2 separate regions of the Homo sapiens genome follow, and region 1 is linked to region 2. The links are chromatin loops, found by intact Hi-C in ENCODE. Cell type or tissue: IMR-90. All regions are shown on one strand. Links, peaks and the distances in the headings refer to the core of each region. The heading gives the core; the rest is flanking DNA.

Region 1 (8,332 bases), core at 113-8,112, 99 kb before region 2:
CCACACACTGTAGATAGAAATTAATTCTTCTAACTAGCTTTTATTGAGCATCTACTGTATTCCTGGCACTAAACTATATTAAGCACTGTAAACATACAGCCCCTGTCCTCAACAAGTGTATAATCTAGTAGAGGAGTCTGGTTAGTAAGTAAAGCAGCATGACAAGTGATAAAAATGGAGGTGTATACTATAATATGTCCTAAGAAGACACAGAGTGGAGCATGATCCTCTCTGATTGGGAAGCTGAGGAAGGCCTTGAAAGATGAGTGTGATTTTACTAGGTAAAGAGGCAGGGAAAAGCATCCTAGGCAGAAGAATGAGACCTACATGGAACTATGGATGTCTACAAGGAGAAATTACATATGAGAAACTGTAGGAGATGCTGTCAGTACCTCACCCACATCCCTCATCCTCTTCATGTGCCTGAAGGCTCTTCCCCCATCTCCCGAGAACTATGGAAAACCATGCTGTTCACACTCATGGCATATTGGAAATGTCTAAGAGTTAACTCCTCCTGGGAGCAGCCCTCAACTAGTGACTGACTCTCAGGAGTTGGTAAACACCCAAGCTCCTTCAACACTTACAGGGGATAATTCTGAGGTGTGTGTTTCTCAGAGTTTTTTTCACAGGATTAAGCTCCTGTTGTCCATTGTGGTAGTTGGCTTAATAGTTTGCCCTTGCCGGGTTCATGCCTGTAATCCCAGCACTTTGGGAGGCCGAAGTGGGTGAATCACGAGGTCAGGAGATCGAGACCATCCTGGCCAACATGGTGAAACCCCATCTCTACCAAAAATACAAAAATTAGCTGGTTGTGGTGGCACGCACCTGTAGTCCCAGCTACTTGGGAGGCTGAGGCAGTAGAATTGCTTTAACCCGGGAGGCAGAGGTTGCAGTGAGCTGAGGTCGCGTCACCGCACTCCAGCCTGGCAACAGAGCGAGACTCCATCTCAAAAAAAAAAAAAAAAAGTAAAAAAGTTCGCCCTTTATTGACTGCCTTCCTTCCCCTATATCACTTCTACCTCTTTCCCCACTCGTGTTTCTGTCACCTCCAAATAAACTACTTGGACTCAAATCCTTGTCTCAGGGTCAGCTTCTTGGAGAATCCAAACTAAAATTAACCATAAGTAGCTCTACATGGTAAGACCAAAGAGTACAAGGAATGGTGTGCAGGGACAAAAGATACTGCAGCAGGGGTCTATCATAGTAGACTTCTAAGGCCATATAAGTCTTATGTTACCTTTTCCTCTAGGCAATGGGACATTCATTGCCAGTTTAAGCTGGGACATGACATGACCAGATCTGCATTGTAGAAGGACCACTCTAGTCACATATCTATTAAATGGCTTCTGCTACACTTAGAATGAAATCCAAACTCCTAACCATGCCTGATAGGTACTGCGGGACCCGGCACCTGGCTGTCTCCCCATCTTCTGAGAATTTTTTTTTTTTTTTTGAGACAGAGTCTTGCTCTGTTGCCCAGGCTAGAACGCAGTGGCACAATCATGGCTCACTGCGGCCTTGACCTCCCATGCTCAAGCAGTCCTTCCACCTGAACCTCCTGAATAGCTGGGATCATAGCATGTGCCACCACATCAGCTAATTTTTAAAATTATTTTGTAGAGATAGGGTCTCACTATGTTGCCCAGGCTAGTCTCAAACTCCTGAGCTCAAGTGATCCTCCCGCCTCAGCCTCCCAAAGTGCCGGGGTTACAGACGTGAACCACCATGCCCAGCCTGAGAAATGTCTATTTAATTTGGCAATTGTGAGTTGACCCTAATGGCACAGCAGGGTCAGAAGCCAGATGAAGAGTAGAAGTAGACCAGATTATTGTCAGTTTTTCACTCCCTCTTGCAGTGCATGAGAGTAGATGGAGTATATTTCCCTGCAAGACTTCTGGCCAGTGGAATGTGAGCAAAAGTAACAGTTTGCCTCAAGAAGTATCATATGTTTCCACTCCCATGCCTGCACTATGAGAAGAGCATGCCCTGGGGAGCTACTGGCCCAAGGAAGATAACAGACATGTGGGAGCAGACAAAAATCCAGACTGAAGCCTGGAACCCACTCCAGGCAACCTTCAGCCTGAAGCTTGAATAAGAAAAATAGATGCTTGTGGTTTTAAGCCACTGAATTTTGCATCATTGTTGTGGCAAAAGCTGATTACTGCAGGAGAGAATTAGAGGAGAAGTAGAAGAGAAAAGTGAGCCAAGAATACGCTTTCAAGAAACTTAGCTGTCAAGAAAATGAGAGCCTGTTGGCCGGGCGCAGTGGCTCACGCCTGTAATCCCAGCACTTTGGGAGGCCGAGGCAGGTGGATCACTTGAGGTCAAGAGTTCGAGACCAGCCTGACCAACATGGAGAAACCCCTTCTCTACTAAAAAAAATACAGAATTAGCCGGGCTTGGTGGTGCACGCCTGTGATTACAGCTACTCGGGAGGCTGAGGCAGGAGAATCGCTTGAACCCGGGAGGCAGAGGTTGCGGTGAGCCAAAATTGCGCCATTGCACTCCAGCCTGGGCAACAAGAGCAAAACTCCCTCTCAAAAAAAAAAAAGAAAGAAAGAAAGAAAGAAAAGAAAAGAAAATGAGAGGCTAGTAGATCTCCTCCTCCATCTCCTCCTCCTCCTCGTCCTCCTCCTGCTCTTCCTCCTCCTCCTCCTCCTGCTCCTCCTCTTCCTTATTGTCACTGTTGTTCTGTGTTGGTGTTTTTGCTGCCCATGATATAAATCCCTTTCCCACATACGGAGAATTTCCCACTCTATGAAACTCATTGGGAAGCAGAGCCCACCTCCTAGTATTATAGCTGAAAATGCCAGCTACTTATTTTCCCAACCTTCCTGTGAACTAAGTCATGGCACATGTTGTGGGCTCTGCTAATAAAATGCACCCACTCTAGACTTCGAATCGGGAGGAGTTTGTGATGCAAAGAAGCAGAAGCAGCACAGAATCCATTCCACTAATGGGCAATGCCAGCATGGCAGCAACCCCCAGTTTGGGAGAATAGCTGTGGCAACAGCAACATTCAGGATCTGGTGCTGAGCCTCTCAGTGTACCTATGGAGTCAAATGCTCATTAGCAGCAGTGGCAGTGTCTTCAGTGACCCAGCTCTGTGTTATGATGTTGGGGCTACCTACCGCCCTGTAAGGAAAAACCTCTGAACATAGTATGGTAGATTGGTTGCATTCACGATCTTAATTCTTCACTGGAGGATCTCATCTTGTTGGACTTCCTCATTCTGACTGGGCTCACCCTTTTGACTTACTTTGGTCAATGGGATGTTAGTAAACATTACCCAAGCCATGGCTTGCAAAGCACTTGTGTGATTGGCTTGCTGTCACTGTTGCTCTCTGCCATTGCCATGAGAACATGTCTAGGCTAGCCTGCTGGATGATGAAAAACATGTGGAACTAGGCCAAGTCTCCCTAAGTTATCCCAGCTGAGGCCATCCTAGTTCAGCCAACAGCCAGTTGAGCCTTTGACGTATGAATTAGCTGAGCCAAAATCAACAAAATTGCCTGGCCAACCAACAGTTGACCTCAGACACTTGAGCGAGTCCAGCTGAGATCAGCTCAGCTCAGCCCAGCCCAGCCCCAGATAAACTGAACCTCACAAACTTGTGTATTAAATACATGTCCATTGTTACATGCCATTGTGGTTTTATGGTTGTTTATGTGATGTTATTGTGACAATATACGGCCAACACACATATGATTCTCCAGATTTCTCCACAAGTCTATGAGCCATGGTTTTTCTGCTTAAATCAGCCAAGAGTTGGCACTTGTTGCTTGCTCTGACTTACACAGAGAAAGACTGAAAGTAAATTAGAGAGAAACATGGGGTCAAGGGAGAAGTTGAGGTAGACGAGACTTCAACATGTTTATAGGCCAAGGATTGGAGGCAGTTGTATTTGTTAGGCTATAAGTGTAGCTGGAAAATAATAGTGCTTTAGACACAATAGAAGTTTACGGTTTTTCTCCCTCATGTGAAAGAAGTTTACAGTTTTTCTCCCATAGGGGTTTCAGCCTCTGGTGAAACTGCCTTTGCAAAACTACGACAGTAAGAGAAATCTGACACAGTTGACTCCTTCTTGCTTCTAACCTCCAGATTCTCCTTGTTCATTCCTATGCATAAGCCAAACTTTGGAAAGAATTTAGTTTACATTTTAACCTTAAAGCAAAGATGACAATAGCCCTTCCCAAAACTAAACCACCTTTGTAAAACTAATAAAAGTCCACAAGGTTAGGATTATGAGAGGGGCCTGAGTTCTACTAAAATGTAGGTGGAGTTAAATGATAACCAGCCACTGTTCCAGAGGTCACAAAATTTGTAACTTCCCCAGTTCCCCTGTAGATAACATCACTACTGTAGAACCTAAGATTGGCCTTTTGAGACGTCTTTTCAGACTTGCATTTCTGAGGACTGGCTGACTCCATGTGGGCTCCTGGCTCCTGACTGAACCGGTCCTGTGCACCCCCCCATCCAGAGGCAGACTCAGCACACAAGGAGTTTTCCACATCCTTATGATGGCATTCCCCACCAGTCAGCACCACCCATTCCCTAGTCCTCTGCTCACCAAACTATCCTCGAAAAACCCTAGCCAGGTGTGGTGGTGCATGCCTGTAATCCCAGCTAGTTGGGATGCTGAGGCAGGAGAATCGCTTGAACCCAGGAGGCGGAGGTTGCAGTGAGCCGAGATCATGCCATTGCACTCCAGCCTGGGCAACAAGAGAGAAACTCTGTCTCAAAAAACAAAACAAAACAAAACCCTAACCTCTGAGCCTTTGGGGAGATTGATTTGAGTAATAACTCCATATCCCATATGATATGGCCAGCCTCATATCAATTAAACTCTTTCTTTACTGCAGTGTCATGGTCTCAGTGAATTGGTTTTGTCTGTGTAGCAGGCAGGAAGAACCCACTGGGCAATTACACTGGGAAGAAGGACAGGGAGAACATGACCTTTCTCTTCAATACCTGGTGGTTTCCTCCATTTTTTTCCCCCTTTCAATCCATTCTCAGGACTTGGTCACATGACCACACTCAGCTGCACAGAAAGCTGGAAAACGTAAACCTTATTCTGGCCAACCGAATTTATAACTAAACGCCCTGTTTCAGAGTGGAAGAAGGGGCAAACAGAGAGTAATAGCCCTTGCCAAATTAAAGAAGATGGAATAATTAATGGGACAACATCTCCGTGGTGGACTTTATTAGTTATTTCCTTCCATATTCTTTTTTAAGGGGGCTCTTTTTTTTGTAGGGGCAGGGCAACTGTGTTCACAGTGTGGGCATAAATCATAATTTACCTAAACAAGTTATGGCGATCCCATTCAACTTTGCCAGAAACTTGCTTTCCCAGCCTCTCCTGCAGCTACATGTGCCATGTGACCCAGTTCTGACCAATGAGCCATGAGAAGAAGACTGCTAGGGGTTTTCTGGGAAATGTTTTACTTCCTATGAAAGAGACAAACATGGAAGAGAGCTTACTGGCACACTCCTGCCTGGGATACTGGTGTGAGTCACTGGGGCAGTCAGCTTATGACCACAAAAGTAAGGCCAAAGGAATTACAGATGCCAACCTAGAGCCCTGACACCTTTTTAAGGATCTGAATACCTTGAGAGATGAGCAGGTGAAGAAGGGGAGAAAAAATATTTGAGGAAGTGGGAGTATTAGATACATGAGAAGGAATGCTTAGCAATACCCCTGGAAAGTTGGGTCCCAGTCAGATCATGAGGGCTTTGTATGAAGTAGTGTGATTTACTGTCAGAATTACCTCATTCCAAGCTGGGGCTGGTTTCCCTGTTTGTCAGCTGATTCACCACCAAAGCATGACAGGCTTTTCTCTTTGTAGGCTTAAGAAGACTGCCCATCTCTTCCCCACTCAGAGAGTTAAAGAACTTTTGTTTTGGAAAATCTAGGCTCTTAAAGGCAAAGAAAAGATCTAGATGATATGGATGAGTAGGGAGTGCTGATTTGAAAAGTTGAGGGTGAATAGAATGGTTCCCAGCTTTCTACAGCATGTGGAATTTCCTTCCCTTGGGGGGAATAGAGAGGTACAGGTTCTGCCCACCGTGGGGGCCTGTGTTTGACTCTCTCCCAGACCCCAGAGTGGCAGAATGTTTGATGGGTTAGCTGAGTGGACACTTGGCTGGGGACTGAGCTCTAAGCCATAGTCTCCAGGGCTATGAGCAGTGGGACCACTGAAGTCTGGACATCAAGCCCTTCACAGTGACCACACTGTCTTGAAGTCTAGAACTCTTCCCTCAGATTCCAAGATTGGGTGAACTCAGGGGGTTCTATGTGACTCCATCAAGGGGCAGGGAAAGAGCAGGCAAAAAAAAAAAAAAAAAAATTGAGATCGAATTTTTCCCTAACTCCCTGAGGAAGCAGGCCAAAACAGACTTCATATTACTTTTTGAAAATAAAGACAACGCGATAAAGCCATCTCTTGTGTTAGTGTTTAGTTACAGTGCAAATTTACACGGTTACATACAAAGCCAAGGAAAAGGAGTGAGAAGAGGTCATAAATTATCTCAATAACTTTTTTAAAAAGTTAATGGAGTTTTAAATAAGAAAATATAGAATGTATGTCTCTAAGAATTCAAGCTTATATATATACAAAATGTCCATTTGTATTTTAAAAATCTAATTAAATTGGCCTGGATATTGCCAGACTAGAAAAAAATTCAATCTCTCTTATCACTGGGGATCCCTCTGGCTCCCAGGGATGACCCAGAATCCAGATGTAGAACCTGGAACAGAAAACCTGTAGCATCACTGGGGGTGCTGACAGCTGCCTCATGCCAGCCCAAGAATGGGGACCTTGGATCCTGCCAGCACCTGCTTCTAGCCGCACATGAGTTGTAGGAATCCTTACTGAGGTTGGAGGAGGGAAGACAGAATCCCTAGTGCTCAGGGTCCAGTCCCCTCTCCAGGTACAATGCTGAGATGTCGCTTTTGAGGTCCTGCTTCCCTCCTTGGAGCTCTGCCGCTGAGGAGTGAAGGGTCTTCATATTCCCCACCACGTAGACAGCCACCTTTTTTTTCTTTGACAAAGAGTAACACCTTTAGCCTGGGCAACATAGTGAGACCCCGTTTCTAAAAAAAAAAAATTAACCAGGTATGGTGTCACGCAGCTGTAGTTCTAACTACTTGGGAGACTGGGGCCCAGGAGGTCAAAGGTGCAGTGAGCCAAGATTGTGCCACTACACTCCAGCCTGGGAGACAGAGCAAGACCCTGTCTCAAAAAAAAAAAAAAAAAGAGTAATACTTTTATTATATATAGAACTCATGCACATTGAAAAAATGCTAATATCCTGATACATTAATATATTAAGTAAAGACATAACTTGCAAAAAGGTCAGTAAAACTGGTTAACAAATACTTCATAAATGTTCAACCTTAGGAATAATCAATAAGATACAAAAATTAAAATATTTTCACCTACTACTAGGTTAAATGAAGAGAATAAATCAAAATAGAATCTTAAAATAGTAATACCAAATGATAGCAAATGTGTGCTAAAACAGATAGGTACATATATTTTTGATGGAAGAGTGAATTAGTAACAACCATTTGATGTTTTGTTTTTATGTCTTTTTTTAAATTTATTTTTCTGTTTTAAATTAATCATGTTTCTCAAATACACACACATACATGTATACATACATAGAGATGTGATAGCCGGCCTCAAGTTTGCCTCAATAATCCTGGCCTCCTGGTATTTACACCCTTATGTTGTCCTCTCCCCATAGTCCCCTGCAGGGTCAGTGAGTGTGACCAATTAAATAGCTGAAGTGATGGATATCACTTCTGAGATTACTAAGACAGTGCAGCTTCCATTTTGGTCTCTCTCTCTCTCTCTCTCATCACTTACTCTGGGGGAAGCCAGTGGCCATGTCATGAGGAAATTCAAGTGGACTATAGAAAGGCCCAGGAGGTGAGGAACTGAGTTCTCTGGCCAACAGCCAAGAAAGAACTGTGGCTTCCTGCCAACAGTCAGAGAGAGCGAGCTTGGATGAAACTTCCCTCCCACAAGTAGAGCCTTTAGATGGCCCCCAGCCCAGGCCAACAGCTTGACAGCAGCCCTGTGAGAAACCTTGAACCAGAACCACCCACCTACGCTACTCTTGGATTCCTGACTCATGGAAATTATGAGATAATAAATGTTTTATATCATAAGTGTCTAAGGTTTGAGGTAATTTGTTACAGAGCAATAGTGACTAATACAAGAGTTCAGAGGGCAAAACAGTCACACATACTTAAAGGCTTTAAAAAGTCCCAGCAGTTTTCTGTCTCGCCTCTTCTTAGCCACCCAGACACATTACCCAGAGGCTA
Region 2 (8,332 bases), core at 178-8,177:
GGAGGCCAAGGCGGGCGGATCACCAGGTCAGGAGTTCGAGACCAGCCTAGACAACATGGTAAAACCCCGTCTCTACTAAAAATACAAAAATTAGCCGGGCATGGTGGTGCGCCTCTGTAATCCCAGCTACTCGGGAGGCTGAGGCACGAGAATCGCGTGAACCCAGGAGGTGGAGGTTGCCATGAGCTGAGATCACACCATTGCACTCCAGCCTGGGCAACAAGAGCAAGATTCTGTCTCAAAAATAATAAAAATAAGATTCACAAGTGAGAAGATCCTAGACATCAATATGAATTTATACAGATACGCACATGAGGGACTATTGAACCTGATCATAAAAATAGTTGCCTTTTGGCCAGGCATGGTGGCTCACACCTTAATCTCAGCACTTTGGGAGGCTGAGGCGGGCAGGTCACCTGAGGTTAGAAGTTCTAGACCAGCCTGACCAACATGGAGAAACCCCATCTCTACTAAAAATACAAAATTAGCTGGGCATGGTGGCGCCTGTAGTCCCAGGCACCAGATACTCGGGAGGCTGAGGCAGGAGAATCGCTTGAACCCGGGAGGCAGAGGTTGCAGTGAGCCGAGATCACACCATTGCACTCCAGCCTGGGCGACAAGAGCGAAACTCCGTCTCAAAAAAAAAAAAAAAAAAAAAGCAATGAAACCCTTTAAATCTGATCTCCAGGATCAGGTAAGGCTTCAGCGCAGAGGCAGCCCATGGGTCCTGAAACATGAAAATAAATGGAAGAATCAGCTAGTGGAAGGATAGGATGGGAAAACTCAAATTTCAGCAATAAGAAAAAGCATGTGCAAACATCCAGAGGCATGAATTTGCATGAACAGAAAAAAAAAAGTCATGCTGTAGTAAGTAGGGTGCAAACATTTTTATTTATGTATTTATTTTTGAGACGGAGTTTCGCTCTTGTTGCCCAGATTGGAGTGCAATGGCGCAATCTCGGCTCACCGCAACCTCCGCCTCCCAGGTTCAAGCGATTCTCCTGCCTCAGCCTCCGGAGTAGCTGGGATTACAGGCATGTGCCACCACACCCAGCTAATCCAAAAATTTTATAAGCACAAAATAGAGGAAAAGGTTGCATTATCATTGTGAAGTTAAAGAAAAATGGTTATTTTTCAGTAGGATCTGTGCTATCAGGAAAAGCACACAAGGTAAAGATAGTGAAATTCCTTATGTACACAACCAAGGCTCACTGAAGTGAGAAAGTCCAGATGATCATGAGGCAGTCACTTCTCAGCTGCCCCACCTCCAACATTTTACCCCCATTTGAGAAGGGGAGTGGGAGCTTGATAGAGAACAAATTATCAGTTGCAGCTACATCTGAAATTCACATTATCACAGACTTTTACCTTGCTGCTGAGTATGGTCCCTGGAGTGAAAAGGGAGTGGAGAGAAATTCAACTGAACAAGCAGCCACAGGTGATCATGAAGAGCTGTGTATGCCTTTCTTTCTTTCTTTTTTTTTTTTTTTGAGATGGAATCTCACTCTGTCACCTAGGCTGGAGTGTGGAGTGCAGTGGTGTAATCTTGGCTCATTGCAACCTCTGCCTCCCAGGTTCAAGTGATTCTCCTGCCTCAGCCTCCCAAGTAGCTGGGACTACAGGCATGCACCACCACACTCTCCTACTTTTTGTATTTTTAGTAGAGACGGGGTTTCACCATGTTGGCCAGGCTGACCTCGAACGCCTGATCTCAGGCAATCCACCCGCCTCGGCCTCCCAAAGTGCTGGGATTACAGGTGTGTGCCACCGTGCCCAGCCTGTGTGTGCCTTTCTGAGGAGTATGAATTTTATCTGAAGAGTGGTAGAAGGCCGTGGAAGGATTTTCAGCAGGCCCACCTGCTGTAAAAGCTTTCCCGAGCCACCACCATGTGTGTAGTTACTTGCACTCATATCCCCTTAGATTCAATAGTCTGACTTACATTTTTTAATTGTTATTATCCATATATACAATATGCATTCCTAGGCTGGGCACAGTGGCTCATGTCTGTAATCCCAGCACTTTGGGAGGCTGAGGCAGGAGGATCACTTGAGGCCAGGAGATCAGGACCAGCCTGGGCAACATAGAAAGACCTTTTCTTGGCTGGGCGCAGTGGCTCACACCTGTAATCCCAGCACTTTGGGAGGCCGAGGTGGGTGGATCACGAGGTCAGGAGTTCAAGACCAGCCTCGCCAACATGGTGAAATCCTGTCTCTACTAAAAACTACAAAGATTAGCTGGTATGGTGGCACGTGCCTGTGGTCCCAGCTACTGCGACAGAAGAATCACTTGAACCCGGGAGGTGGAGGTTGCAGTGAGCCGTGATCACATCACTGTACTCCAGCCTGGGCGACAGGGCGAGACTCCGTCTCGAAAAAAAAAAAAAAATTAACCAGACATAGTGGTGCAACCCTGTCATCCCATTTACTCAGGAGGTTAAAGTAGGAAGATGATCGCTTGAGTCCAGGAGTTCCAGGCTGCAGTGAGCTATGATGGTGCCACTGCAACAAAGCCTGGGAGACAGATGAGACTCTGTCTCTAAAACAAACAAATATGCACTGCAAATATATTTGTTGTTTGAAGGAAAGAAGCAAAGGGAAAGGAATCATTTGAATTCCTCTTATTTCACAATTCAATCAGTCAGAGTTGAGTTCACCAGGTGGATGAACTGATAAAGTTTTGTAGAGGCAAAACAAAATTCTTTTTTGTGGGGGACGGATTCTGGCTCTGTCACCAGGCTGGAGTGCAGTGGTGCGATCTCTGCTCACTGCAACCTCCGACTCCCTGGTTCAAGTGATTCTCCTGCCTCAGCCTCCTGAGTAGCTGGGATTACAGGCACACGCCACCACACCCGGCTAATTTTTGTATTTTTAGTAGAGATGGGGTTTCACCATGTTGGCCAGGATGGTCTTGATCTCCTGACCTTGTGATCTGCCCGCCTTGGCCTCCCAAAGTGCTGGGATTGCATGCGTGAGCCACCGCACCCGGTGGCAAAACAAAATTCTTAATGTATTTATAAATGTGAATGTGACTTATACAACCGTTATTTATTCAAATGAAACCTTTACCTTCCTATCTGCTTAATTCTATTGAACTCAAAAGCGCCTAGGACTATGGGGGACACAAAGCAAGTGGGAGTGCTAAAAGTTTATAAATATACTGTTAATCGGCTGGGCATGGTGGCTCATGCCTGTAATCCTAGCACTTTGGGAGGCCAAGACAGGTGGCTCACTTGAGATTAGGAGCTCGAAACCAGCCTAGGCAACATGGTGAAACCCCATCTCTACTAAAAATACAAAAAAATTAGCTGGGCGTGGTGGTGGGCGCTTGTAATCCCAGCTACTCGGGAGGCTGAGGCAGGAGAATTGCTTGAACCCGGGAGGCAGAGATTGCAGCAAGCCGAGACTGCACCACTGCACTCCAGCCTGGGCAACACAGCAAGACTCAGTCTCAAAAAAAAAAAAAAAAAAAAAGGTTAATCATGGATAGATTGAGTTACAAAGTTAAAGTGTTTTGTAAAATAGGGGAAAGTGATAAGATTCATTAGTAGGGCTAATTCCTCTGTCAATATCCCAGTCAAAGACCTTAAACCTACAAATCTCCTTATATTCTCTGAGGGTGGGTGCCTAGATTCTACAGACACCAAACCAGATTGTGAAAACACCCCATTCTCTAGACCAGTGCTTCTCAAAATGTAGCCCTTGCACCAGCAAAGGTGGAAATGAAAATTCACAGGCCCTACGCCAGCAAGCCAATAGAATCAGAAACGCAGGAGTTGGAGCCCAGCATCCTGAATGTTCACAAGCCCTCTGATGCTGGATGCTCAAGTTCAAGAATCGCTGTTCCCAGGCCGGATGCGGTGACTCATGCCTGTTATCCCAGCACTTTGGGAGGCTGAGGTGGGTTCAAGACTAGCCTGAACAACATGGCGAAACCCCGTCTCTATTAAAAATACAAAAATTAGCCAGGTGTGATGGCTCGCACCTGTAATCCTAGCCGCTCTGGAGGCTGAGGCAAGAGAATCGCTTGAACCCAGGTGGCAGAGGTTGCAGTGAGCCGAGATTTCTCCACTGTATTCCAGCCTGGGTGAAAGAGTGAGACTACGTTTCAAAAAAAAAAAAAAAAAAAAAGAACCACTGTTCCAGGTTACTCTTTTTCTTTTCTTTTCTTTTTTTTTTTTTGAGACGCAGTCTTGCTCTGTTGCCCAGGCTGGAGTGCAGTGGTGCGATCTCAGCTCACTGCAACCTCTGTCTCCCGGATTCAAGTGATTCTTCTGCCTCAGCCTCCCGAGTAGCTGAGATTACAGACAGGCGCCACCACGCCCAGCTAATTTTTGTATTTTTAGTAAAGATGGGGTTTCACCATGTTGGTCAGGCTGGTCTCAAACTCTTGAGCTCGTGATCCACCCGCCTCGGCCTCCCAAAGTGCTGGGATTACAGACATGCGCCACAGAGCCCGGCCCCAGGTTAGTCGTATCTCTTATGGCCCTCTGCAAGGAAAAGTAGAGTGGAGATGGGGACTACAGAACCTATTCCCATCTCTTTGGGGATCTATATTGTCTATTGGTTTGTTTTGCCATTACCCTAATACGGATGGAACGTAAGGCTCATTAGACAAAACATGAACCAGACCTGTTCCATGGAACTGTGAAGTCAGTTTTCCTTGGCTTTGCTTTTGGTCATTTAAAAAAAAAAAAATTATTGCTTCATGAGACACACTGGTCTCTGAACTTTTCCCTTTTCTAGTAAAAGTACGAATTCCAGCTGGAGCTCTTGACCAACAACATCTTTCTACAGAAGTTGCTGTCTTCGATGCTTTGCTGAGTTCCAGAGATAAGATAAATAATTTACCAAATGTAGGTTTCTGATTACTCACTCTATTAGCATTTAGAGCAGAGAGCTCTGGCCCCTGGGGAGTTTGATTCGTTCAGATGCAGCCCATCTGCTTTTGTTTTTTTGTGGGGAGTTTTTTGGGGGTGGGGTTGCCTGGAAAAGCCAGGGAGCTCCCAGCATCCCACACATACTTCAGGGATGAACTGCCTAAATCTTATGGGTTTTACTGGAAATTCTGGGGAATGCTATTTTCTTATTGTTTAAAAAATACACAGCTGCTAAGGCTCATTTTCCTTTCCTCTCCTCTCTCTCTTTTTTTTTTTTGAGACGGAGTCATGCTCTGTAGCCCAGGCTGGAGTGCAGTGGCACCATCTTGGCTCACTGCAACCTCTGCCTCCCAGGTTCAAGCGATTCTCCTGCCTCAGCCTCCTGAGTAGCTGGGACTACAGGCGCCCGCCACCACGCCCAGCTAATTTTTTGTATTTTTAGTAAAGACAGAGTTTCGCCTTGTTAGCCAGGATGGTCTCAAACTCTTGACCTCATGATCTGCCCCCCTTGGCCTCCCAAAGTGCTGGGATTACAGGCGCGAGCCACCGCACTCGGCCCTCTATCTTTTTTCTTTTTAAAAGATGAGTAAAAACAAAACCCCACAATTTATTTCCAGAGTGTACAAAATATCTGAAAGGGTATTTTCAATCTTGTGCAATTTATTTATCCTAAATTCATGCTGCAGGTTACAAGAGTAATTTCAGGGAATTTTATAAAAGAGATTAACTAGAGTTTCTCCTAAATCAAGTGGCACTGTTTTGGGGGGAAACAGTCTATTATATGAATGCATCACTCTTCACTCATACAATTTCTGAAGTATAGTTTCAATATCGGTAGTGACAGGTGTTACAAAAGGTTTGTATCTGTAGTTATTGTACAAGCTCTTTATGGCAAATATACGTCATTATTATTTTACACCAGTCTTAAAAGTAAACTGGGGTAACAGAAGAAATCACAGCAAAAGACAGCAGATTCTGTGGATGGTCCATTCATTGCAAATGCAGAGAGGAAAAAGTTGTGATAAACCCAAGAAGCCACGTGTTGTACATATATTAAATGCTCTTCTAATTCCTTCAAGATAATCTGATCAACAACTTACTTTATTCCTTTTTAAAATAAAATTAAACTATGTGCCTGGATGATAGAACATAGTGATGAGTGGGTCTTATTTTGGCGATCCTTAAGGAATAGAAATTCCATGTAGTCTCCCATGTAGGATTTTTGTATTTTCTTTTCTTTCCTTTTTTCTTTTTTTTTCCTTTTTTTTTTTTTTTGGTGAGACGGAGATTTACTCTTGTTGCCCAGGCTGGAGTGCAATGGTGCGATCTCAGCTCACCGCATCCTCCGCCTCCCAGGTTCAAGCGATTCTCCTGCCTCAGCCTCCTGAGTAGCTGGGATTACAGGCATGTGTCACCACGCCCGGCTAATTTTGTATTTTTAGTAGAGATGGAGTTTCACCGTGTTGCCCAGGCTGATCTCGAACTCCTGACCTCAGGTGATCTGCCCACCTCAGCCTCCCAAAGTGCTGGGATTACAGGCGTGAGCCACCACACCTGGCCGATTTTTGTATTTTCATGAACTTATTACTATTATTATTATTTTCTTTTGAGACGGAGTCTTGCTCTGTCTCCCAGGCTGGAGTGCACTGGCTCTATCTCAGCTCGCTGCAACCTCCGCCTCCTGGGTTCAAGCGATTCTCCTGCCTCAGCCTCCTGAGTAGCTGAGATTATAGGCATGCGCCACCACGCCTGGCTAATTTTTGTATTTTTAGTAGAGGCAGGGTTTCACCATTCTGGTCAGACTGGTCTCGAACTCCTGACCTCATGATCCGCCCGCTTCAGCCTCCCCAAGTGCTGGGATTACAGGCATGAGCCACTGCGCCTGGCCTTTGTGAACTTTCTTAATGCTAAGCCAGGATTGTACATTTTACTTCCTATGGTGAGCACCCTGTGAATAAGTAAAATAATAACATCTCACCACACACCTGGGTATTGTTTTTCTGTCAGTGATTTAGTAGAAAGTTGATTGTCTCCCAATACCAAGTCACATTAAAAGTCTCTTGCATGGAAGTTGAAAGTTGTGGGTTGGTTTGGGGCATGCCCCTAGCTAAGTAGTGAGCTCCCATACAAAACAATTATGTTAGAACAGAGAATACCACTAAAACGGTAAGAAAGGTAAAGTAAGGACACCAAAGGAATTCCTTGTGCCTCACAGCTCTGGGTCTAAAGCAATTAAAGAGTGAAAGGTGTAAAAATGCTACTTGCTACCTATTTTGTGTTTCTCTAGGAGATTAGCCTACTTTCTTGGCTCATTTTCTTCTTCCTACATCAGCTGGTATAAAAGCTGTGGTAGCTGGCAGCCTCAGATGACTCCATCAGCATCTGTTATCTTAGTTTTGGGCCTCTCAGGGACACACAGAGTAGTTTACCTCTTATTTCTTTTGCCTCCTCCCCACAGCAGGTAAAAAGTCTGCCCCGAGCTTAGACACATTCTCCCTTGTTATAAGAATTTGCTCAACCAAGGATAGTGAGTTAATAGTTGGTGCGCGCACTCTTTCTTCTCTCTTGTCTTCTGACAGATCCAAGAAGCTGGAGTAGTAAATCTGAGAAAAGCTGCATCTAAGTACACACACACACACACACACACACACTCACTCAGAAGGAGAGCTCAGACCCAGCCACTTGCTCTCTGCTTCTGCTTCCCGTATGCTGCATTTTGGAAGGTTTCATATTGCTTCTGCAACAATTTTTTTTTTTTTTTTTTTTTTTTTGGTTAGTTGGATGGCTGAATGAAACACAACCTTCCCTGCAGACATCAAAGCATGTCTCCAGCATAGCAAACTCTCCATCCAGCCTTTCGTCTCTCCGGCTACATTCCAATTTAACCAGGGCTGCCTTGCATGATAATCAGGCCTAATTACCACTTTATCCCTTGATTGTTGTGCTGAGTTTTGGAACTGCAGAGTTCTTTTCTCAGCTTCGGTTCTGCCTTCTCTTACCCTCCCTCCTATTATTTAGCATACCCAGGACTGAGATTTAGCCATTCTAATTAGCAAATAGGTGAAAAGGGCTGGACTGTGCCTTTGGAATATCAGGGCTCTGTCCACTTAGTAAACTTGAATTCCTTTCACAACTGTGGGAAGACCTTGCCATAGACAGGATATTCTGAATACCACGGGAGCTTTAAGAGATTTATTACTAGGTTAAAGAGTGAAACAAAGGCCCTGAGATGATATCCTCATTCCCCAGAGGTATTTTCCTACCTTCTCTCTTACCACACACACAGGCACAAGATCTTTTACAAAATGATGAAACCAGGAAGGAAGGGGGTGTAAACTGGGGCTTTTGGAATCTTTTTTCTAATTCTTTCACTTGGTACAATGCATTTGAATGCCTTCGTTTCCCTAACTGCAAAAGGAGTCACAGCCAAATAATTGAAAAATCAGAACACAACT

The links. Hi-C counts contacts between places; a loop is a spot of excess contacts. Peaks named below come from ENCODE experiments on the same cell type or tissue, not always from the same donor. Only the 100,000 strongest peaks of a DNase experiment are listed, where the experiment ranks them.
Region 1: it touches region 2 in a loop (3.0-fold over the local background); 5 of 110 quality-filtered maps call a loop at or near these places.

The regions. Positions count from the first base shown.
Region 1 is chr6:37,240,024-37,248,355 of GRCh38, reverse strand. All of the region lies in intron 1 of TMEM217B (transmembrane protein 217B), which reads left to right. All of the region lies in intron 1 of TMEM217 (transmembrane protein 217), which reads left to right. Among named protein-coding and RNA genes, the nearest start is that of TBC1D22B, 14 kb to the left of the region's middle. RefSeq lists an enhancer at 7,869-8,163. In IMR-90, for the core only: no CTCF peak of the experiment used is centred there; DNase peaks (open chromatin) are centred at 2,015, 3,425, 5,455 and 5,785; H3K27ac peaks cover 6,065 bases.
Region 2 is chr6:37,141,159-37,149,490 of GRCh38, reverse strand. No RefSeq gene overlaps it. Among named protein-coding and RNA genes, the nearest start is that of PIM1, 25 kb to the left of the region's middle. RefSeq lists an enhancer at 7,637-8,154. In IMR-90, for the core only: no CTCF peak of the experiment used is centred there; DNase peaks (open chromatin) are centred at 4,900 and 7,540; H3K27ac peaks cover 3,737 bases.